2 separate regions of the Homo sapiens genome follow, and region 1 is linked to region 2. Evidence: read pairs that join two places in POLR2A ChIA-PET (ENCODE). Cell type or tissue: MCF 10A. All regions are shown on one strand. Links, peaks and the distances in the headings refer to the core of each region. The heading gives the core; the rest is flanking DNA. Region 1 overlaps JPH2 (junctophilin 2). Region 2 holds the start of JPH2 (junctophilin 2).

Evidence for each region. ChIA-PET counts read pairs that join two places held together with the same protein. Peaks named below come from ENCODE experiments on the same cell type or tissue, not always from the same donor. Only the 100,000 strongest peaks of a DNase experiment are listed, where the experiment ranks them.
Region 1: POLR2A ChIA-PET joins it to region 2 with 55 read pairs; 17 of 35 experiments call an interaction of 5 or more read pairs at or near these places.

Annotation. Positions count from the first base shown.
Region 1 is chr20:44,110,520-44,122,342 of GRCh38, reverse strand. It overlaps JPH2 (junctophilin 2), which reads left to right. Exons shown (of 6, transcript NM_020433.5): 3 at 3,720-3,838; 4 at 5,957-6,678; 5 at 7,467-7,561; 6 at 8,840-11,823. The coding sequence ends at 7,547. Among named protein-coding and RNA genes, the nearest start is that of JPH2, 71 kb to the left of the region's middle. RefSeq lists enhancers at 5,400-5,694, 10,542-11,055. In MCF 10A, for the core only: a CTCF peak has its summit at 5,487 (motif pointing left); a DNase peak (open chromatin) is centred at 5,492.
Region 2 is chr20:44,180,280-44,192,102 of GRCh38, reverse strand. JPH2 (junctophilin 2) reads left to right here and starts at 4,915. Exons shown (of 6, transcript NM_020433.5): 1 at 4,915-5,776. The coding sequence starts at 5,398. RefSeq lists enhancers at 9,021-9,927, 10,834-11,740. In MCF 10A, for the core only: no CTCF peak of the experiment used is centred there; DNase peaks (open chromatin) are centred at 3,082, 3,912 and 4,472.

The DNA of each region.
Region 1 (11,823 bases), core at 3,482-8,481, 71 kb after region 2:
TTGGCAGAGCCCAAATTGGAATCCAGGCCTGTTAATTCTAAAACTGTGTGCTCTTAACTCTTCCCTAGGCTGTCTCCTTGCCCCTACATATGTGCACGCCTGCATGCGTGCCTTCAGCCATGTATTCATTCAGTAAGCATTACTATGGCAATATGGCATAGTGGAGAGGCAGGGGCTTGGACATCAGACAGCTCCAGGTTTAGAATCTTACTCTGCTGCTTGTTATTGAATGGAAATTGAGCCTGTGGTTAGGATACAGACTCTAGATCCCAGAATGCTTTGGTTTGAATCCTTACTCTGGTACTTACTAGCTATGTAAGCTTGGGTGAATTCTTTTTTTCTTTCTGAGATGCAGTCTTGCTCAGTTGCCCAGGCTGGAGTGCAATGGTGTGATAATAGCTCACTGCAGCCTCGATCTCCTGGGCTCAAGCAATCCCCCCGCTGACCTCAGCCTCCTGAGTAGCTGGGACTACAGGTGTGCGCCACCACACCTGGCTAATTTTTTTTTTTTAATTGTTAGTAGAGACAAGGTCTTGGTATGTTGCTTAGGCTGGTCTTGAACTCCTGAGCTCAAGTGATCTTCCTGCCTCAGCCTCCCAAAGTGCTGGGATTACAAGCACGAGCCACCATGCTGGCTTGGGTTCTTTAGAATACTCCTTTGCCTTGGATGTCTCCTCTGTAGAGAGGGATGATAGGAATAACATCTACCCTGTAGAGTTATTGGGGGGTTAAGTTAATTTCTGTAAAGCCCTTGGCATATACTAAGTGCTTTGTAAATGTTAACTCCTATTTTGTTTCCTTGAGCAAGACACCTTTCTGAACCTCAGTTTCCCCACCTGTGAAGTAGGGACCGGTAAACACTACCTCACTACCTCACAGTTTTGAGGTTTGTAAGGGATAAAAGCCCTGGTGCCTAGTAGAAGCTTAAGGGAATTTATCCCCCTTACCGTGCGCCCAGTTCTCTGCTGTAGACTGAGATAAAGACACACACACATCAGCTCCCCAGGGAATTAACTCATCTGTAGAGAGTGGACACTCTGACTTGGCTTTGCAGCTCCTCGAAGGCACAAAGCTCTTCCTCAGTCTCAGAGTCTTTGCACATGCCCTTCTGTCTACCTGGCTCATTGACCCGCCCACCTCTTAGGGGCCTAACGTATGTGTTTCTTCAAGTCTCAACTCAAATGTCAACTTCCTCAAGGAATCCTTTCCTGACCAGCCCACCTCCACCACCCATCAACATTAAGTCTTTCTGTCCTGCATTTTCATTGTATTCTCTACTCCTCCTTCACGGCATATTTCACAATTATAATTAGGTACTTTTTATTTAATTGCATTTTATTAAATAGTTTTTGTGTCTGTTTACTAGCCAGCTCCCTCATCTGACAGTAGCCTTTCTGGTCCACAGAGTCTCTGTCCTCAGTTCCTGGCCATGCTCAGCTCCTGGCACAGGCTCTGGCACATGCTCAGCTACTGGTATAGAGCAAGCTTGTCTAACCCTTGCCCATGGGCCCCATGCAGCCCAGGACAGCTTTGAATGTGGCCCAACACGAATTCGTAAACTCTATTAAAATGTTATGGGATTTTTTTTGTGATTTGTTTTTTTTAAGCTTATCAGCTATCGTTAGTGTTAGTGTATTTTCTGTGTGGTCCATGACAATTCTTCTTCTTCTGGCCCATGGAAGCCAAAAGATTGGACACCACTGCCCTAGAGTTACGTTGCCTGGGTTCAAAATCCCAGTTCCTGCACTTCAGGACTCTGTGACCTTGGGCAAATTGCTTAACCTGTTTGCACTTCAATTTTCTTTTCTGTAAAATAGGGATAATAATAACAGCACCAGCTTCCTAAGGCATTAGAATGAGCATATGAGATAATCTTCATAACTCCTTTAGAACCATGCCTGGCCCATTAGGAAATTGGACTGTTATTACTTTAGTAGGTACTTCTGTGAGTTAAGCTAAGCTGACAGCTGAAACAGACATCTCCCAAATCTCAGGTACTTAAGACAATGAATATTTAAAATTTGCTCCTGTCACGTGCAACTGTGGGGCTGTGGGAAGGGGCTTTGCTCCATGCAATCATTTATGGGCTCACATTTCTTAACTTGGAGTCCACAGGAGGGTCTGTGGATAGATTTCAGGGGTCCATGAACTTGGACGGTGTAGGTTAGATTCCCTAGAAGTAGAGCCTGAAGTGGGGATTCTTGTGTAAGTGATTTACTGAGGGAGGCTTTCAGGAGAGAGAAGAATGAGAGGCAGGATGGCGTAGGGAAGGAGATGAGCTGAGATGTGGTCTCAGCTGGAGACCTGCTTCAGCCAGTCCACCGGGGGCTCTGGAGCATGGATTGTACCTGCTGCAGCTGGAGTTCCTTCCTCTTGAGGCAAGAGGAGGCTGACCAGTACCAGTCATTGGTATGGGCTGCCTAGGTTTAGGGGTAGGCAGGGCAGGATTTTTTTTTTTTTTTTTTTTTTGAGATGGAGTCTCACCCTGTTGCCCAGGCTGGAATGCACTGGCGCAATCTCGGCTCACTGCAAGCTCCGCCTCCTGGGTTCATGCCATTCTCCTGCCTTAGCCTCCCGAGTACCTGGGACTACAGGCGCCCGCCACCATGCCCGGCTAATTTTTTGTATTTTTTAGTAGAGATGGGGTTTCACCATGTTAGCCAGGATGGTCTCCATCTCCTGACCTCGTGATCCGCCTGCCTTGGCCTCCCAAAGTGTTGGGATTACAGGCGTGAGCCACCGTGCCTGGCTGGCAGGGCAGTATTTTAACTTCTGGAACAAGGTGGCTTCTATGGGCTACAATTCTCTGGGGTAGTAAGGAGCCATTAGCAGCCAACACTCACATCAGCCGGGGGTAGGCACATTTGCCCAGTGAAGGGATCTGCATAGGGCACCAGAAGTACCCACTACAATGAGAAAAGCTACATCTGTATTTTTATTAACTCCAACTGAAATGTAGCCTTCTCTTCAATTATGGAAATAGGCAATAAACCATAATAGTAGTAGTAGCAGCTGTGACTTTGTCACCAATAGAAATCTCATATATTTTCATGTCATATTATATGTTGTAATTAGATATCCTTGAAATATCCTTTATGCTTATCTATACTTTAAAATTACAGTAGTTAACAGACCTGATATTTTGTTTAATGTGATTATAAAGATATAGATTATTATTTTACAAATGTGTTCTTTTAAATATTTTGGAAACAGTATGTCAAGTAACTGCATCCTTTTGTAATCCTATGTATATTATTATGCATTCAAAAACATTATTCTGAGAAGGGATCCATAGGCTTCACCACACTGCCAAAGGGATCTGTGACACAGAAGTTAAGTCCCTATTCTGGGGACTCAGCCTGCTCTGCATTCAACCAGCAATGCTGGGGAAAAAAGAGAGGGCACAGAAGTTTTTATGGGCCAAGCCTGGAAATAGCATACATGATGTCTTCCCATAATGCACTGGCCAGAACTCAGTCACCTGACCACACCTAACTGCAAGGGAGGTTGGGAAAGGTAGTCTATCTAAGTGCTCAGAAAGAAGAAGAAATGATCTGGAGAATGCATAGCAGTCTGGGCCATGAGGCTCAATAAATATTCATTGACTGCCTGCGTGAAAGAATGCTGTGTTTAGCATGTCTCTTTGTGGGTTGGGGAGAAGGGGCAGAAGGCTGGTTCTCTGGAAGGATCCTGAGTCTTCTGCCACATTGTCTCCATAGGACAAGCCACGCCAAGGCCAAAGCTGAGGCAGCGGAACAGGCCGCCCTGGCTGCCAACCAGGAGTCCAACATTGCTCGCACTTTGGCCAGGGAGCTGGCTCCGGACTTCTACCAGCCAGGTAGGGCCAGCCAGGGAAGGATGGGCAGGGTAGGGCTATCCCTAGGGTGGGCGCTTTTCTTTGCTTACTGGAATCTGAGATGCCCAAGTGGTTTCCTGGATGCCCGTGAGTCTCAGAAACTGGGGCATGGTGCAAATGTGGGATGGGATGATGCAGGGGTAGGTGGGGAGACACATCTCTGCCTTCATGCTGAGCTCGAGGGGAGGGCAGCAGAGTCACTCCAAGTGGTCTTTTCTCTCTGCTCTGAGCAGGGAAGACAGTTGGAGCTGGTGAAGCTTAGAGGAGAGAAGTCACTGGTGGATGAGAGGGAAAAATGGCTTCTTGCACTTGCCCAACAGTTTCAGTCAAGCATTGAGCACTGTCCATGTGTCAGGCACTGTACCAGGCTCTGGGGTTACATAAGTGGGTTCCAAAATCTAGGGGAGCAGAGAGTCACAAAAACAACAGAGCTAGGGGTACCATAAACAGACTCTGCATTCATTCAAACCCTGATTCCGCTGCTTCCCAGCTGTGAGACTTTGAGTGAGGTGTTTAACCTCTGTAAACCTCAGTTTCCTGATCTGTAAAATGGTAGTAAGAATGGTGCCTGCTTTTTTGTGCATGGATTAAATGCATGTAAGGTACATTCCCAGTCCTCAGTAAGCTCTCAGTGACTGTGGCTGTTGTTTCATGATTATGGTTCCATTTCACACAGCAGGATGAGCACTGTGCGGTTAGAATGGGAGAGGAGGGAGCTCACAGGAAGCAGTTAGGCAAGAGGAAGTGTTAGAGAAGGCTGCCCTCAGGAGAGGCCATTTGAGCTGAATCTTGCAGGCTGAACAAGAGTCTATCAAGTCAGTGGGTCTCAAATTTGACACAGATTGCTGGGTCCACCCCCAGAGTTTCTGATTCAGTAGGTCTCAGGTGGAGCCCATGAATGAATGTGCATTTCTAAGGATCAGGCGATGTGGATACTGCTAGTCTGAGACCACACTTTGAGAGCTGCTGTACCAGATAGCGCTGGGTGGGATGAGTGGAGGAGGTGCAAAGGCACAGAAACTCGGACAGAGCAGCATGCCAGGAAGCCACATCACAAAGTAGGCTGTGGGTCCTGAGAATCGAGGCTGCAGAGTAAGGAGGACCTCCCGGCCTTGGTAGAGATCTGGCACATGGATAGAGTGGTGGGAACCCCTGAGGGACAGAGATGGGGATTCTCTGCGATGAAGGTTTTGTTTTTTTGTTTTTTTTGAGACGGAGTCTCGCTCTGTCACCAGGCTGGAGTGCAGTGGCGCGATCTCAGCTCACTGCAACTTCCGACTCCCTGGTTCAAGCAATTCTCCTGCCTCGGCCTCCTGAGTAGCTGGGATTACAGGCACGCGCCACCATGCCCAGCTAATTTTTGTATTTTTAGTAGAGACAGCATTTCACTATGTTGGCCAGGATCGTCTCGATCTCCTGACCTTGTGATCCGCGCGCCTCGGCCTCCCAAAGTGCTGGGATTACAGGCGTGAGCCACCGCGCCCAGCCATGAAGGGTTTTTAAGTTAATGACATGATCAGATGTGTGTTTTCTAAACGTGATCCTGGCTGCAGAAAGGAGGCCAAAGGAGGCCTGATGAAAAACCTAGGAGCGAAAACCTATGCCTGGGAGGATCCCTCACTTCTGGTCACAGCGCTCCCCCTGCTGGTCTATGCCGGTGCGGGGCCCTGAGCTCCGCCTTTGACATGCATTTTCTCAATCCTTCCATTCGTATTTATAAAATAGGTATGATCAGGCCCATGTTTCAGATAAGGGAATGGAAAGAGACGCGTGCCAAAGTAAAGGGCATCGCCTCTGGAGCCAGACTGCTGGGTGCTAGTCCTGGCTCTGCCCTTCGACAGCTGTGTGTCTTTGGGCAAGTGATTTAACCTCTCAGAGCCTCCCTTTGAGGTTCACAGTAGCATCAACTTCATAGGGATACTACAGGGATTAGATGAGTTAATATTTGGAAAGTGCTTGGAACAGTGCCTGGCACTTGGTCAGTGCTATGTGAGTGCCGACTGAGCCCATGAATGAGGCTCGAGAGGTGAAGTGGCTGGCCCAGGATCACCCAACAGTGGTGCGGGGTTCGAGCCCAGCCTCCCTGTGTTGCCCTGGCAGGTCCGGAATATCAGAAGCGCCGGCTGCTGCAGGAGATCCTGGAGAACTCGGAGAGCCTGCTGGAGCCCCCCGACCGGGGCGCCGGCGCAGCGGGCCTCCCACAGCCGCCCCGCGAGAGCCCGCAGCTGCACGAGCGTGAGACCCCTCGGCCCGAGGGTGGCTCCCCGTCACCGGCCGGGACGCCCCCGCAGCCCAAGCGGCCCAGGCCCGGGGTGTCCAAGGACGGCCTGCTGAGCCCAGGCGCCTGGAACGGCGAGCCCAGCGGTGAGGGCAGCCGGTCAGTCACTCCGTCCGAGGGCGCGGGCCGCCGCAGCCCCGCGCGTCCAGCCACCGAGCGCATGGCCATCGAGGCTCTGCAGGCACCGCCTGCGCCGTCGCGGGAGCCGGAGGTGGCGCTTTACCAGGGCTACCACAGCTATGCTGTGCGCACCACGCCGCCCGAGCCCCCACCCTTTGAGGACCAGCCCGAGCCCGAGGTCTCCGGGTCCGAGTCCGCGCCCTCGTCCCCGGCCACCGCCCCGCTGCAGGCCCCCACGCTCCGAGGCCCCGAGCCTGCACGCGAGACCCCCGCCAAGCTGGAGCCCAAGCCCATCATCCCCAAAGCCGAGCCCAGGGCCAAGGCCCGCAAGACTGAGGCTCGAGGGCTGACCAAGGCGGGGGCCAAGAAGAAGGCGCGGAAGGAGGCCGCACTGGCGGCAGAGGCGGAGGTGGAGGTGGAAGAGGTGAGGCTGTCGGGCAAGGTGTGCCTAAGGTCGGGTTCCCTAGAGGTAGCAGGGCTTGAGGGAGGATTCAGGGGCAGGGGATTTGGGGGTTGCTGGGGTGCGAGAGACCGAAGCAGGATAGAGCAGGAGGAAATGCTGCAGGGCTGGGGATTAGGGGAGCATAGCCTTGGCTTGGTCCACAGAGGACGTTGGAGCGTAAATGGCCGCATGGAGTCCTCCTACCTTTGCACCTGGTATCCCATTGGCAGAGACAGTTCTCATGAGCAGGGGCAGCTGGGAGCCTGAGCAGCTGGAGGGTGGGTCCATTTGCCCAGTCAGGGGGGTTGGGCTGGGCACCAGCAGCATCTGCTACAAGGTGTAGCAGTGAGGGCTTCATGGAGGTGGAAGAAGGGCCCAACAGGATTTGGGTTATAGACCTCCTGACTTATGGGAGGCAGGGAGCTAGGAACGGCGGCAACAAAGACTGAAGCTGGGCTTTGGGGGACTGAAGAATGCGTCCCAAGGGGAATTAGCAGGATGCCTGGGTTCCAGGCCTGATTCACACACTATATGACTTGGGGCATGATCTTGTCCCTCCCTGGGTCCTGAGGGATTTGGTTATTTCTAAGAGTCCTTCCAGCTGTGATGGTCTGCCATCCAGGTGACAGGATACAGCAGTGAACAAAGCCGGCAATGCTCTTAGGAAGGTCCATCCAGAAGTTCCTGCTCTGTCCAGCCTTGCTGTGACCTGGGTGGGGGGTGTCTCCGAGGCCATGGGGACTCAGGAAGCCTCTCTCCACTGCTCCCAGGTCCCCAACACCATCCTCATCTGCATGGTGATCCTGCTGAACATCGGCCTGGCCATCCTCTTTGTTCACCTCCTGACCTGACCGTCGCTTACCAGGTGCAGCCAGCTGGCTGGAGGAGGGGTTGGGGGGCAGGAGCCCCTGGGGAGTTTTGAGCACCAGGGTGGTGGGAGGAGGGACCTACTCGGTACTTGGATGACAGTCCTGTGACTAATTGAGGCCCACCCACCTGCAGAAGCCAAGACCTAGAGTGTGATTTGATACCAGCGCACACACACACACACACACACACACACACACACACACACACACACTTACTTCATTAGCTTAGTGTTTGCAGAGCACCTGCTCTCTGTCAGGTGAGCACTGAGGGCTTCATTCACTCATTCATTTGGCCAACATGTACTGCTCTGCTGGGAGATGGGGATACAGCAGGGACTCACTCCTGCTCCAAGAATGGGGTGAACATAATGAAAGTAACCCTGAACTTAGAGCTCATTACAGAAAAGTCTTACCGTTCAAACACTGAGCACAACAGGTCTAGACTGAGCTCACCTGGGACGGTGGGACACTCATCTCCGTGCTCCCTTTCTCTCTTCCCCACTTCAGTCTTTAATCCCTTGGCACACCCAGCCTGCTCCTGTTCCTCTGCCCATTGGTTCCCTCTCAGTTTTTTCCCCATGATGGAGCTGGGGGCTGGGGTAAGTTCCCGTGAAGTGGAGTGGGCTGGGCTGGGCTGAAGGAGAGTGGCCCTCACTGCTCTCAAGGTGAAGCATCTACAAGACAAAATCTTCCCCCTGCTGGAACTAGCCTTCACAGCCTCAATCCCATGCTTGGCAATAATAACAGGGTTTCTGCCTTTTCCTCAGGCCCCCTTTTTTGATCCTAGCTTAGTTTGGGCTGGAGGTTCTTAATCAGCCCCAGGAAAGTCTATGCTGTCACCATGTAAACAGTCAATGACAATACCAGCCTGGTAAGTGCTGCCGTAGGGGTGAACACTTGAGCTCTGCAGGTTCCATGTTTCAACAGGGGCTCTGGGAATGCTTCCTGCAGGCACTGATTCCTTTAATGACCTGAAGGGTGAAAAGGAGTGAACCAGATGACAGTGGGGGAGGAAGAGGGAAGAGATGAGTGCAGCAGCAAAGGGAACAGCATGTGTAAATAAACAGGCAGGCAGCCAGGGCCAGGAGAGGCCTCGGGGACCCGTTTGTGACCTGCCGAGTATCAGAATCAAGGGACAGGGCTGTCTGGGGGGATGCAGAGGTGGGATCTTGCCCCAGAGAAGATGAGCCCCAAGGCTTGAGCCCTGCACCTGGCTTGGCGGCCCAGCCTCTGCCCTCCCTCCCTTGCCTGACCCTTTTGCTGTCTCTTTGCAGAGCCAGAAGTTCCTGCTGAGGACATGAGGACCCGTCTTTTTGCAGTGCCAGGCAGGGTGGCCAAAGAGGACTGGACTCTGGACCTGGAGCCCCGTGGTCCAGTTCACATTCACCCCACAAGAGTTTCAGGAGGCCTCCCACGGTGCCTGTGCTGGGTGGCGGTGGTGGTGCCAAGAGGAATGGAATGTCCTGGGCTCCTTCAGGAGCTCTCTACCCAGGGGCAAGGAGAGCCCAGAGAGAAGCGCCCTGGTCTCTTGAGCTTCCTGATCTGCTCCTGTCCCCCGCTCTCCTCCACTCCCTTGCCTTTCCCTAGGTTGTCCCCTCCCTGGGCTTTTGTGTGTTTTGGGAGATGTCACCTAACCAGGACATTGATATTCAATCCCATCCCCCTTCCTCCCACCCTGCCCCACTTTGATTTAATCCTTTGGCTGTGGGCTGAGGCCTCCCAGGGAAGCTGGGTGGGGTGGGTGTTGAGACCCCCTCAGACCAGCACAGAGACCTGTCCTTGTGCAGTCTGCACCCTGCACTCCCTCCCTTGCCTGTAGATGTTCTGGATGACAGTAGAGGAAATGGACAAGGTCAGTTTGAATATCCCAGAACACAGTGCTCTGTCTCCTCCCACCAGTCCAGTTAGCTTCCCTTCTGGACCAATAGACGAGGGGAGACCCCATGGATCCTCTGGCTGGGAAGCCACTGACCAGGTGGCCAGGGGGCAGGGTGGGAAGAGGGGTTAAGGTGCAGTGATGATGGCCTGTTTTGGAGTGTGTCTGAGACTGGGATTGCATTTGGGGTTTCCCGTGTGCTTGGGATGCTAGAGGGTCACCTGCAGGAGGCCTGGGGCCGGCGAGAAATCTCCTGTGATGCCCTGTGAAATGGCTTGTCTCCTCCCCCATCAGGGCCCACCGAAAGCTCAGGGGAGCACAGAAGCCCATGGAAGCCCAGGGAGATGTCCCTGGGGCAGACACTAAGGCAGGTGTTGAAGACAAGCTGCTTGTCAAGAAGCATTTCCCGGCAAGAGAGGGGCAAGTCTGGGGCTCCAACTGGGTACAGCCTGGGTGCAGTTATAAGCCCCTTTGGCTTACTTGGTAGAAGATGGCTACTTGGATGTACCTCACTTAAAGATGTTTTGTACCACACTAGGTCTCTGGGCCCTTGTGCTTCCTGTGGGTGGGGTGAGGGCCAAAGGCTATGGTTTCCTGCCTCCAGGAGAATGGAGAGAAAGGGCTTCCAGGCCCCTCCAAGCCTGGGGAAGGACGTGGCATCCAAGCTGAGCCAGAGGGAACTGCTGCTGTCCTCCCTTCATTTCTGTGGACCTTGGAGGCTTTGGCTTTGTGGCAGGGCCTCCCCAGGCAGCTCTGGGACCTAGGAGTTTGCTTCTGATAGGGTCAGCTTTCCCATTTCCCTTCAATGCTTGGGAACCTTCTCCCTTAGCTTCACACTTGCCGTTTCAAGCCCTGCTGGGACCTTGTGGCTTGGCTGGAATCCAGGACTGTATTTTCATGGAGAAGAACCTGCAGATTCTTCCATCCTCAGCTGGCCATGGCCCACAGCTCTGCATCTGCATCTGAGCTTCTCAAGACTCCTGGAGCATGAGGGGAATGGGGCGGGGCCACTGCTCTGTGCTGACGGGCTCCGTCTCGGAGATTCTTGTCCTGTTTTTTTTCTGTTGTTTTTTTTTGGCTGGTGCTGGGGACAAGCCTGTGCCTGCCAAAGCTCCCAGGCCAAGTTTGGGGGCTGGTGTTTGGGGTTGGGTTTGGGGTTCAGGATGCTGCAGTCTGTGCAATAATAAACCCGCATCTGCTCACGGGCTCTGGCTGGGCTGCAATGTGCTTGTGGGTCCAGGATGAGGGGCTGGCTCAAGGAGGGTGGGTGGGAAGAGGCTGGGGGACGTGGGTCCTTCCCATCTGTGTCCTTGTTCTCACGATCCTTGAGGGGCAGCTGAAGGGCTTCAGTTTGAGTGGGGGCTGAAAGACCATAGAGCTTCTACAGTGGAGTTTCTAAAGCAAACTTCCAGAAACTTCTATGAGTAGATGACAATAGAATCAAGAGCCTGCCCTTTGAGGTGGAGTCCCCCCAGCCTCCAATGCTAGCCCAGCCACTTTCTTCGCTTCTCTGAGCCTCAGTTTTCTCATCTATAAAATGGGGATAATTACAGAGCCTACCTCCTGGTAGTGAGGATTACATTAGATGTTGAGGCTGTAGAAAGCAGTGGAGAAATGGAGACGAGTGTTGTTATCACGCTATGGTGCTGTTAGCTCTGCTACAAGCCCTCTTGCGTTTTGGTAGAGGATCCCAGGGACCCCAAAGGGATGGAGGTGATTCAGATACCAGTTGTTTAGTCAGAATATCTCAATCAGTGGGGGAGCCTGAGGGGATCGCCACATTCCACAGAGGCTTAGAGCAGAGGGACTTGCCCAAGGTCACGCACACAGCAAGTTGGTGGCAGGAAAGCAGTTCTCTTGACTTTTTAGGAATAAGTACTGCCCATGAAGTTACTCTCACAGCCGGTGGTTCCCAGCGAGGGGGTTGGAGAAGAAGGTCCCTCAACCAACAGTAGGCTCGAGTTCAGGCACACCCTGTCCTCAGGAGCCTGGCTCCCCTACCCAACCCAGCCCTATCACTGATGGGCCATGTGCTCCCTCACTCCCTCTTTCTGTGCCTCAGTTTCCTCTTCTGCTGAGGAGACTCTAATCCCTGCCCCATGGTCTTCCTCATAGGCAATGCAGTTGTGAGGCTCAAATGAGATAGATTATGGTGATAAAGAGGTTTTAAGCTGGGCATGGTGGCTCACACCTATAATTCCAGCACGTTAGAGGAGGCTGAGGCAGGTGGATCACTTGAGGTCAGGAGTTTGAGACCAGCCTGGCCAACATGGCAAAACCCCATCTCTACTAAAAAAGAAAATACAAAAATTAGCCAAGTGTGGTGGCGCGTACCTGTAAACCCAGCTAGTTGGGAGACTGAGGCAGGAGAAGCACTTGAAC
Region 2 (11,823 bases), core at 2,180-7,179:
CTGCACCTGTCAGCCCATCACCTAGGTATTAAGCCTGTTAAGCCCCATATGCATTAGCGATTTATCCTGGTGCTCTCTCTCTTCCTGTTCCCCCACCCTACCCACAGGCCCCATTGTTCCCCTGTCTGTGTCCATGTGTTTCCATTGTTCCGCTCCCACTTATAAGTGAGAACGTGTTTGGTTTTCTGTTCCTGTGTTAGTTTGCTGAGAATAATGGCTTCCAGCTCCATCCGTGCCCCTGCAAAGGACATGATCTCATTCCTTTTTATGGCTGCGTAGTATTCCATGGTATATATGTACCACATTTTCTTTACCCAGTCTATCATTGATGGACATTTGGGTTGATTCACTGATCATTAGAGAAATGCAAATCAAAACCAGAATGAGAAACCACCTCATACCGGTCAAAATGGCAATTATTAAAAAGTCAAGAAACAAAAGATGCTGGTAAGGCTGTGGAGAAATAGGGATGCTTTTATACTTTTGGTGGGAATGTAAGTTACTTCAACCCTTGTGGAAGATATTATGGCGATTCCTCAAAGACCTAGAACCAGAAATACCATTTGACCCAGCAGTCGCATTACTGATTTATATTCCTTTGGGAATGGGTTTGGTGGCTTGGGCACTTGGCAGTGCCCAAGGAATATATATTTATATTCCTTTGGGAATATAAATCATTCTATTATAAAGATACATGCACACCTATGTTCACTGCAGCACTATCCACTGTTTTTTGGAAAGAAGAAAATCCTTGCTTTAAACAACTCATAGTTTGGGGGAGGAGACAGCATGTGGGAAGGGCACTAGCTCAGCCAGGACACCTGCCTGGAAAGGCTTCCTGGACGGTGAGGCTCGCTCTGCTGAGCCTTCCATGGCTAAGAAGAACTCCAGTGGATTTCTGGGTGCAGTCCTTCTCCTTGTTCCGGATTTCCAGTTCTCTCCCTTTGAGGTTCCCAGAGAAGCAGTCAAGCTTGAGAAGTTGAGCAGGAAATAGAGGGAGAAAGTGACCAGGGAACAGAACTAGGGAGTGGGAAGAGATCTGAGATGAAGAGAGGGAATAGGCTAGCTACCGTTAAAACCAGTTTATAATTATTTCAAGTTTATTTTATTTTTTATTTTTATTTATTTATTTTTGAGATGGAGTCTCACTCTCGCCCAGGCTGGAGTGCAGTGGCACAATCTCGGCTCACTGCAACCTCTGCCTCCTGGGTTCAAGTGATTCTCCTGCCTCAGCGCCCCCAGTAGCTGGGATTACAGGCAGGTGCCACCACACCCGTCTAATTTTTGTATTTTTAGTAGAGACAGGGTTTCGCCATGTTGGCCAGGCTGGTCTCGAACCCCTGACCTCAGATAGTCCGCCTACCTTGGCCTCTCAAAGTGCTAGGATTACAGGCGTGAGCCACCGTGCCCGGCCTATTTATTTTTAAATTATTATTTATTTATTTATTTATTTATTTTTTTGAGAGAGGATCTTGCTCCATCACTCAGGCTGGAGTGCAGTGGTGTGATCATGGCTCCCTGCAGCCTCGATCTCCCAGCCTTAAGCGATCCTCCTGCCTCAGCCTTCTGAGTAGCTGGGACCACAGGCATGCACCACCATGCCCGGCTAATATTTCAAGTTTAGTAAATTCCACTGGATTTGAAGAACTTGGTTTTTCTGAGGAAAGTCCGTTGTAATGCACATAACGCCACAAGAGGTCTCCCTTTCCCTGAAATGCACTGGTTTAAAAGGCGGGACAAATGGTAGCTTGTCAGAAAGCTCTGGGCAGGTAAGGCCAGTACCAAATTTGGCAAAGAATCTTACTTAAACTTTTACAAAGTCAAAGTATCCCTTTACCAGTAACTTCGTTTTGCAGTTTAAAACATGAGAATAAGGAGTGCTTCGATGTCAAGATATTTAATATTTAGGAGGGGTTCTCTCTTCCCTCTTTGAGGACTATTTTATTAAGCCTGAAAAGTAATTTAGTATGTAAGAGTAACTCTCATAAGAGCTAACACTGATTATATGTGTAATGTGTTCTGAGCCTTTTTACAGTATTAACTGTGTAATCCTCACCCAGTTAGATAAGGTAGATACTGTTATTCTTGATACCAATAATCCTCTGAGGTAGGGACTTTTACAGATGAATAATTTGCAGTTTAGAGAAATTAACAATTGGTCCAAGGTCACACAGCTTGTGAGGGGCAGGACTGGGATTTGAAGACATATCTAACTCCAAAACTACTGGATTCATGAATAAATGGATTCATGAATTTTTATGTTATTAAACAGTATCTTAATTTGAAATTTTACCTTGGTTTTGTTGTTGTTGTTGTTTTCTATCTATTTATTTATTTTTTGAAACAGGGTTGCCAGGCTGGAGTGCAGTGGCACAAATATGGCTCATTGCAGCCTCCAACTCCTTGACTCAGCGATCCTCCTTGCCTCAACTTCCCATGTAGCTGGGACCACAGATGTGTATCACCACACCTGGCTAATTAAAAAAAAAAATTTTTAATTGTAGAGGCGGGGTCTCACTGTGTTGTCCAGGCTGGTCTCAAACACCTGGGCTCAAGCAATCCTCCAGCCTTGGCCTCCCAAAGTGCTGGGATTACAGGTGTGAGCCACTATAACAAGCACTTACAGTGTTTTTAACCAGAGATGAAAATCAGATTCATCTGAGGAGCTTTTAAAAGAATTCGACTGCCCAAGTCTTCTCCCAGGACAATCTAATTCTGTAGGTCTCGGGTGGGGCTCTCGGATCTCTTTATGTTTTTAAGTCTGTAAGTGATTCTTATGTGTAGTAACCCTGGGTAGACAGCTACCCTAGGGAGCTGCTATGGATGAACAGTGGTTAAATTCCCATAGGTAGAACACCCTGCTAAGATGTAGCAATGGCTGCCTGGCATAAACATATGATTACGGTATTGAATCTGCAGCTCAAACTCCCCTAGCTTCCAGTTTGAGATGCTCTTCCCTTGACAGCAGAGCTAGAAAGAAGTTTGTGATTCTCCAAAGACCTAGTGAGAAGTGGCGAAAGCAGAACTCCCTGGGAGTAGCCCTGAGATGTTCTTAGAAGTGAATTGTGCAAGCAGGCTGTCAGTCAGCCTGGCCAGGGCTCACACCTAACCACCCAGAGGAAACAGTTTTTATCCACTACGTGCTCCCTGTCAGCTTGGCAAACAGACGGTGACAGTGAGCCCAAGAGGCTGGGTGCCTCTACCTGGTGGTGAAACGCAGATATAGAAGGGGCTCTTGAAGGTCAGCGGCTGTGACCAAGGATGGAACCAAGTCCTAAGAACAGGTAACCCACTGGAAGGAAAGCAGGGAACACTTTTTACCCACTCCCCAAACAGGAACAAGACTTCCGCAGTGACTTCACGTGGCCTAAGTTATCATGGGGTTTGGAAATATGTCAGATAAGTTCAAAGTCAGATAATTGTCTAATGTTCTCTAGTACCTTCTGTGCTTAGTTCTCTCTTTCTCTTCTGTCCCCATCTTCACACACACACTCACACACACACACTCACACATGGAAACACACACACTCTTACCACACACACATACAAACACACACACTCTTACCACACACACTCACACAAACACACACTTACCACACACACACAAACACACACACTCTTACCACACACACTCACATACACTCACACACACTCTCTCACACTCTCACAGACACACGTTCACACACACGCACAGACACACACACACACAGATCTTCCTAGTCTTGGTGGCTCTTACCTTTCCCAGAATTCCTCTATACTCCCATTAACCTTGGGCTTAGCTGGGATTTACAATCATTAGCTCTGGCCACAGCTTCTTGCCATGGAGATTTATTTGTTCTTTTTACTGGAGTTTGGTGGGAACCTGAGTGGCTGGGAATCCACCCAGGCCCTTCTCTCCTGGCCCTGCCCCAAGAGCTTTCTGAAGTCTGGCCTCACAGGCTCCTAGGACACTAGAGCAAAAGACAGCTCAGAAAGGGAAATTTTAAAAAATCATGACCCTTGAGAATTTCTGAGAGGACCTCATTACAACACAACCCTGTGTTGACAGGAAGGGGACTCCTTTGACCTTCAGGGTCTGCTGGGTCTGCGGCAGGGGGCAGGGAGGGCGCCGAGGCATCAAGGGGTGGGGAGAGGAAGCTAGCGGGACGCCCAGTCTGTGTCTCAGGCAGAGAGGAGGGCAGGCTCCTCTCCCTTCTCTTTGCCCTTCAGGAGAAAGAGAAAGGGAATAGATGGTTGCTTCTTGCACCAAGTTCTCCCCGGCTTCCAGGGGTGGAGGGAGCTCAGGGTGGTGAGTGAGCACTGGACTGAGATTCTGTGTATCTTCCAGACCCTGTTTCCACAGCCTCCCCTCTCTTTCTGACTTCCCTCCTCTGCTTTCGGAAGCACATGTGAAACTGTCTCCATTCCTTTCTCTTTAGGTCACTGGATTCCTTGATGGGGCTGGCAGTGGTGCTGTAACCCCAGGTCCCCTTAGGGCATGTGAGTGGTGATGGGGCTGAGATCTGCCAACCTCCTCGCTCTGGGGGATTTTCAGTGTTCCAGGACTGGGTGTTCTGCTGGTCTCCCTCTCCCCTCCCTTCCCCGATTCCCCGGTGCCCTCCCTGCGCGCAGACCCAGGGGACTCTGAGAATGGAAGGGAGCTCTCATTCCCGGGAGGAAAAGACACCAGGTTCCCTGGGCTGCCTGCACTCAGTTCTCAGCCTCCTTCCTCATGCCTCCAGCCACTGCCCGGGTCTGCGGCACGGGCGCGATTTGAAATACCCCTCCTTCCCGCTTTGAAGAAGGCTGGGCTGGCTGGGGGTTATTTTGGGAGCAGCTTCTGAGATCCAATGGCCTTGTTAGGGCAACACTGACCTTTCCGTCCCAGAAGGAGGGCAGGATTGGAGAAGGGGGCGGGGCAGCGGCGGGGAGACCGACAGCCCCGCACACCCACTGGGGTGGAGAAGGGGGCCAGCGGGCTGCGGGAATTCAGCCTCCGGCGGGGGCTGCCACCGAGGGGAATTTCCCCTCTTTGAAAAGGCTGGGGACCCCTCCACCCCACCCTTTCACTGGGCTTCTTAAAGAGATCACACCGTTTTCCCTTGGACTTCTTGGAAGGCAGACTTGGGACGCTTTGTGGGGACTTTGAACCTTTCCTTCCTGCTTTCTTTCCAGCAGGCAGCCTTGCTCTGGCTGGTGGAGTCGGGGCTCCCGGGCATGGCACTGACTAGCCGACCCGGTGCTGACTTGGCGCCGGGGCTCTTTCAGCCTCTGCTGGCATCCTGCTTCCCCCCTCCTGGGGTGCAGTGGTGAGTCTGGGGGCCTGCCCCCGAGGGCACTGGAGGAGTGTTGCAGGCATCACCCACGCCCTCTGCACCCACGCTGGAGGACGGGGAGGTTGTCAGGGGCTATGATGAGATGAGTGGGGGCCGCTTCGACTTTGATGATGGAGGGGCGTACTGCGGGGGCTGGGAGGGGGGAAAGGCCCATGGGCATGGACTGTGCACAGGCCCCAAGGGCCAGGGCGAATACTCTGGCTCCTGGAACTTTGGCTTTGAGGTGGCAGGTGTCTACACCTGGCCCAGCGGAAACACCTTTGAGGGATACTGGAGCCAGGGCAAACGGCATGGGCTGGGCATAGAGACCAAGGGGCGCTGGCTCTACAAGGGCGAGTGGACACATGGCTTCAAGGGACGCTACGGAATCCGGCAGAGCTCAAGCAGCGGTGCCAAGTATGAGGGCACCTGGAACAATGGCCTGCAAGACGGCTATGGCACCGAGACCTATGCTGATGGAGGTGAGGCCAGCTGGGGGCCCGCAGAGGTGGGGTGGAGCCAGGGAGGGTGAGAAACCCTGGTGGAGGGTGGGAAAGGCGACCGGCAATTGGCACAGAATCAGATGGGCTAGGAAGTGATTTGCTGTGTGGTTTTGGGCAAGCTGCTCTACCTTTCTGAGCTTCCATTTTCTTGTAGTAAAGATGGAGCTAATAAAGGGGTTATTGAGAGGATTAGTGGCAGTGCTTAGTACAAAGCCTGCCATGTAAGTGCACACTCAACACACAATAAAATATAACTACTACCATTAGCATGTTCGGTATGCCCCAACATAAACAGCCATGGAATATACTCTAGCAGAATTAGGGTCTAGTCTTAACTTTGCCATGAAAATTATTTTCAAGCAATAGATCATGAGGAGTATTCATCCACCCACCCATCCATCCATCCACCCATCCAACTATCCACTCATCATCTATCCACACACCAATCCACCCACCCGTCCATCCATCCATTCATCCATCCACCCACCTGCCTGCCCATCCATCCATCTACCCACCCACGCATTCATGCTTCCACCCAACCATTCATCTACCCATCCAGCCATTCATACATCTACCTGCCCATCCACCCATCCATCTTTCCATCCATCCATCCATCCATCCATCCATCCATCCATCTATGATCCATCCATGGATTCTTTTTTTTTTTTTCCAAGACAAGTTCTCGTTCTGTTGCCCAGGCTGGAGTGTTGTGGCATGATCTCGGCTCTTTGCAGCCTTGATCTCCCAGGATCAAGTGGTCCACCAACCTCAGCTTCCCTAGTAATTGGGACTACAGGTGTGCACCACCATGCCTGGCTAATTTTTGTATTATTATTTTTTTTTTTGTAGAGACAGGGCTTTTCCATATTGCCCAGACTGGTCTCAAACTTCGGAGCTCAAGCAATCTGCCTGTCTCGGCCTCCCAAATTGCTGGGATTACAGGTGTGGGACACTGTGCCGGGCCTACATTCCTTTTGTGTTTCCTTTTTTAAATTTTTTAAAGATAGGTCTTGCTTTGTTGCTCAGGCTGAAGTGCGGTGGCACAATCACAGCTCACTGCAACCTTGAACTCCTGGGCTCAAGCAATCCTCCCATCTTGGCCTCCTGAGTAGCTGGAACTACAAGGCACATGCCACCAAGCCTAGCTAATTAATTGTTTTTTCTTTTTTTGTAGAGATGGGGTCTTACTATGTGGCCCAGGCTGGTCTCAAACTCCTGGGCTCAAGCAATTCTTGGACTCCGTGGCTCACGCCTGTAATCTCAGCACTTTGGGAAGCTGTGGTGGGAGGATCACTTGAGGCCAGGAGTTCAACACCAGCCTGGGCAATCTAGCAAGATCCCCATTTTTACAAAACGAAAAATCGAAAAACAAAGATAGGCATGCAGACAAACAGTTATACACATTATACACAAGTATGTACAGATACTGTTGCAGAAAGGAGAATTTAGATTTGAGGAGGTCAGGAAATACTTTAAATGGAGCTGACGCCTGAGCTTGGTCTCGACAGGACAGTTACGTTTGTGAGGGTGGGCATGGGGCAGAGAGAAGAGTGAAGACAAAGGCTCAGAAGCATGAGGGTAGCAGTGGGTTAAAGAATCAGAGAGGAGTTTTCTGTGGCAAAACAGCCCTGTGGAGTGGCAGAGCAGATGTCATTACCTAGTCCACAGGGTGTACATGGACATATCACTTAGCTAAGCCAGTTTCCTCATCTGTGAAAAGGGACACTTTAGAATATCAGTACTGCTCAAAATGTGGACGGTGGACGGGCAGCATCAGCACCATTGATCCACCAGTTAGAAATGCAAATTCAGTGGCCCACCCAGACCTTCTCATCAGAATCTCTGAGTGTGTGTCCAAACACTGCTTTCACAAGTGTATCAGGCAATTTTTATAACATCAAAGTTTAAAAAGTTGCTTTAAATTAGGGCCTAGCAAACCATAGGTCGTGGGCCGAACTAGCCTGCTGTCAGTTCTGCACAGCTTATAAGCTGAGAATGATGGAAAAAAAGAAGAAGAAGAAGAAGAAGAAGAACACTTTTTGACATGTGAAATTATTTGAAAGCCCCTACGTAACATCCTCAATTTTGCTTCTTGTCCTGCAAAACCCAAAGTATTTACTATCTGACTTCTTTTGTTTGTTTGTTTTTTGAGACAGGGTCTTACTCTGTCGCCCAGGCTGGAGTGCAGTGGCACAATCTCAGCTCACTGCAAGCTCTGCCTTCCAGGTTCAAGTGATTCTCCTACATCAGCCTCCCAAGTAGCTGGGACAGGCACCCACCACCTCACCTGGCTAATTTTTTTTTTTTTAATTTTTTGGTAGAAATGGGATTTTGCCACGTTGGCCAGGCTGGTCTTGAACTCCTGACCTCAAGTGATCCACCTGCCTTGGACTCCCAAAGTGCTGGGATTACAGGTGTGAACCATCACACCCCGCCCTACCTGACTCTTTCCAGCGAAAGTTTGCTGGCTGCAGTTTTGAATCATCACTCAAACTCTTTCTGACGCAGGATAATTCCATGGAGTCTTCCTAATGAGCTGCATTGGAAAGAGGAACTGACACAGATAACTCAAAACTGGCTAATTTTTACAAATGACATTTGGCATCAGAAGGCATTCATAGGACATTATATTCGTCACTAGTGTCTCCTCTTTTTGACAGTGGCCAGGAAGTGTGGGACTGGGGCTGGGATCAGGGTAGCTGGGGCAGGAAAAGGCATCAGCTAGCCCAGGGAGCAAGGTTTGCTGAAGCCGAGGCCCCTGGGCATGTTGAGAGCAGCCTCAGATGCAGGATAGATTTGCATCTGAGCTGCCAGTTGGTGGGTGTCTGGGTGAGGGCCTGCCCTCGAGACCGTGTTTGGAAGTTAACGAGGTCGCTGGAGTTTGTGCAGGTGCCTATGGCTGCTACCCGGCACTGGCTGGGGACTGAACAGCCCTGAGCACAGATTCTGGCTCCACAACTTGCTAGTTGGGTGACCTTGAACTGTTTTCTGAGCCTCTTGAATCTAGTGCAATTCAGTTCAGCAGATGTTTATGCCAGGCACAGTGCTAGGCACTGGAGACACAGCAGAAAGCAAGCCTCAGTTTCTCTGGCTAAAAATGGAGATAATCCTTGAGTGCTTATACAGCATCAGTTACCTATGCACAGTGGTGCACTGTAGGCATGCGTAGAATGTCTGTTCCCATCCCTCTTCTCTTCAAACCAAGGTGTGTGTATGTGTGTGTGCATGTGTGTCTGTGTGTGCACGTGTCTGTGTGTGTGTGTATTTATGTGTGCGTGTGTATGTGTGTGTTTTGGGTCTGGATGTGAGTCACAGGACACAAATCTCTGGGTCAAAATGAGCATAGGAAACCATAGGCCCATCTCCCAATGTGTCTAAAAGAGGAAAACCTATTCATTCATTCATTCATTCATGCAACCAGTACTACTGAGCACCTGCTCTGTTCCAGGAACTGCTTTACAGCAAGTTTTAGGGTGGGGGCAGCGAGCAAGACAAGGTCCTCAAGGAGCTCCCTGTCCAGTGGAAAAACATAAACTAGAAAACAAACATACATGTAATCTCCAAAAGTTACAAGTGTTATGGAAAAAACTAACAGAGGCGGAAGAGGAAGGTGTTCTTAGATGGAGTCGTCTCAGAAGGAGGATGGAGGAGCCTGTAGAGGAAGTAGGTCCCTCAGGCAGAGGGAATCCTGTTGCAAAGGCCCCGAGGCAGTGCTGGGCTTGGCGGGTTTGAAGAACAGCAAGAATGCCAGAGTGAGCGAGGGGTGCAGACATCGTGGCCTGGGCTGGATCACACAGGCTTTGCAGGTCCTGGGTTTTATCCCAGGTGTGCCCAGGAGCTCTTCAGGCCAGGTGACCAGAAGCCCTGCTGCCTTGGTTTGTCAGAGCCCCAGACTTCTCCCAGATGAGATGACCCCACATCCAGCGGCCCTGGAAACCTCACAGATTCTCTTTCCCAAGCCACACACGAGGTGTAACTCTCCAAAATTAGACGTGGCCACTGCTTCGGAAAATCTCTTTAATCAACCTGTCATCAGTCCCCTGAGGGTTTGTTAAGGATCTGCACTCACCCTTTGCCCCGACGTGGGTATCACTGAGGGGGATGTGGACAAATAAGATCCTGTGATTAGGAACGGCTGGGAGTCAGGCAGCCCTGGGTCATTCTCCTGGCCCTGCCACATTATTTAAACTCACCAAACCTTAATTTCCTTGTCTATAAAATGGACCTATCCTAATCTCTCAAAAGACTTCTCCTGGGATGAATGAGTACTTAGTAAATGGTGGTTGCTCTTATTACTATTACCTATTATTAATTCATCCAGTAAATATTTATTTAGGGACTCCGATGCAGCTAGCCCCGCGCTACACCTGCGGCGTAGGAATAAGCAGAAGGGAAACGCTCCCTGTCTTCACAGCAAATCTAACAGGAAATTGTCCTGCTGTTCTGTGTTGGGTGCTAGGCAGGGACAGACAGGGGAGTAACAAAGCCAGAGTGGGCAGCTGACCAGACGCAGGCATTCAGGGAGGCTTCCTGAAGTCAGCTGCAAGCCAAGCCCCGACATATGTGCAGGAGTGAGCCAGGTGACGAGGGCGGAGGGAGACTCCAGGACGAGAGGACAGAGCATGCAAAAGCTGGGAGGTCCAAAACTTGCCATCCAGCTAGGAGATAAAGCTGAAACTTGCATTTTATCCTCAAAGGTTCAGAAGTCTTCTTCACTGCCCTCCTTTTCTTGCAGTCAAATGCTACAAAGGAAACAGCAGTCTTCCAAACTGGAGAGGACAACGCATTAGTGGATGGTGAAGTCAATTCAGTGGGTCACGACCTGCATTTTTCAAAAGGAAAGAACAGAACAGAATAGAAAAGTATCGGAGTATTTCACAGAGAATAAGATAAAGTATTATTTTCTGAAAGATTTATTCAGTTGGCGAGATACACATATATATGCACACACACAATGTGTGAGAGTTCGTGTGTGTTTAAAAGTGTCTGCATGTATGTGTGTTTTGCAATGTAAAGTGTGTTTCTTACTGCAAGTCATGGTCCAAAAAGTTTGACACTCATTGTTCTAAGGTGACTTGACTTGGCGTCTTCTTCAAAGCCCTGTCATTCCCATCTCGCCGACCCCTCCCTGTCCTCTAGGCTTTCTCTTTGGTCTGAGGATAAGCTCTCCAGCTCTCGCATGGGAAGGGGAAGGTGGGGCTGGTGCAGGAGCTCTGGCCTCCCAAACCCTGTTGTAAGCTGCTTGGCACCCCTCCCCCTCCTATAGCCCTCATTCCTCCCCTGGCCATATATAGCAAAGCTAAAAACAGCTGCTGACTTAAAGCATCCGCACATGCCCCAGCCCTGAAAGAGTTATGTGCCTGTTGCGTGGCTGGCTGGCTGTTCCCACCGAGACACTCGCGGACTCTGGACCTCCTAGAGTCCTTAGTGCTTGTTATTTTCTGAGGTTCTTGGTCCTGGGGCCCCTGCGTTGGCCTCAGAGACCCATAAATACCCTGAAACTTCAGGCGTGATGTGAACATACGTGCAAGACTATCTGTGTTTTTCTGGGAGGCATTTTCTCACATAGTCTCAGATTCTCCAAGTCATCTCTGGCTCAAATAAGTTCCAGAACCACTGATGACTTTATTAATCCCACCCCAAAATGTGCACTGGAAGAATCAAGCCCAAAGTTGACTTTTTTCCATAAAGCTAATAAAAATAATAACAGTAAGGCCAAGGTGGGCAGATTGCTGGAGCCAGGAGTTCAAGACCAGCCTGGGCAACATGGTGAAACCCCATCTCTACAAAAAAGAAAAATACAAAAATTAGCTGGACATGGTGGCACATGCCTATAGTCCCAACTACTTGAGAGGCTAAGGTGGGAGGATCGCTTGAGCCCGGGAGGTCGAGGCTGCAGTGAGCCATGATCACGCTACTGCACTCCAGGCTATGCAACAGAATGAGACACTGTGTCAAAAAAAAATAAAATAAATATAATAATAATAAAGATAGTTAATATTTTTGGAGTGCTTACTAAGTCCCAG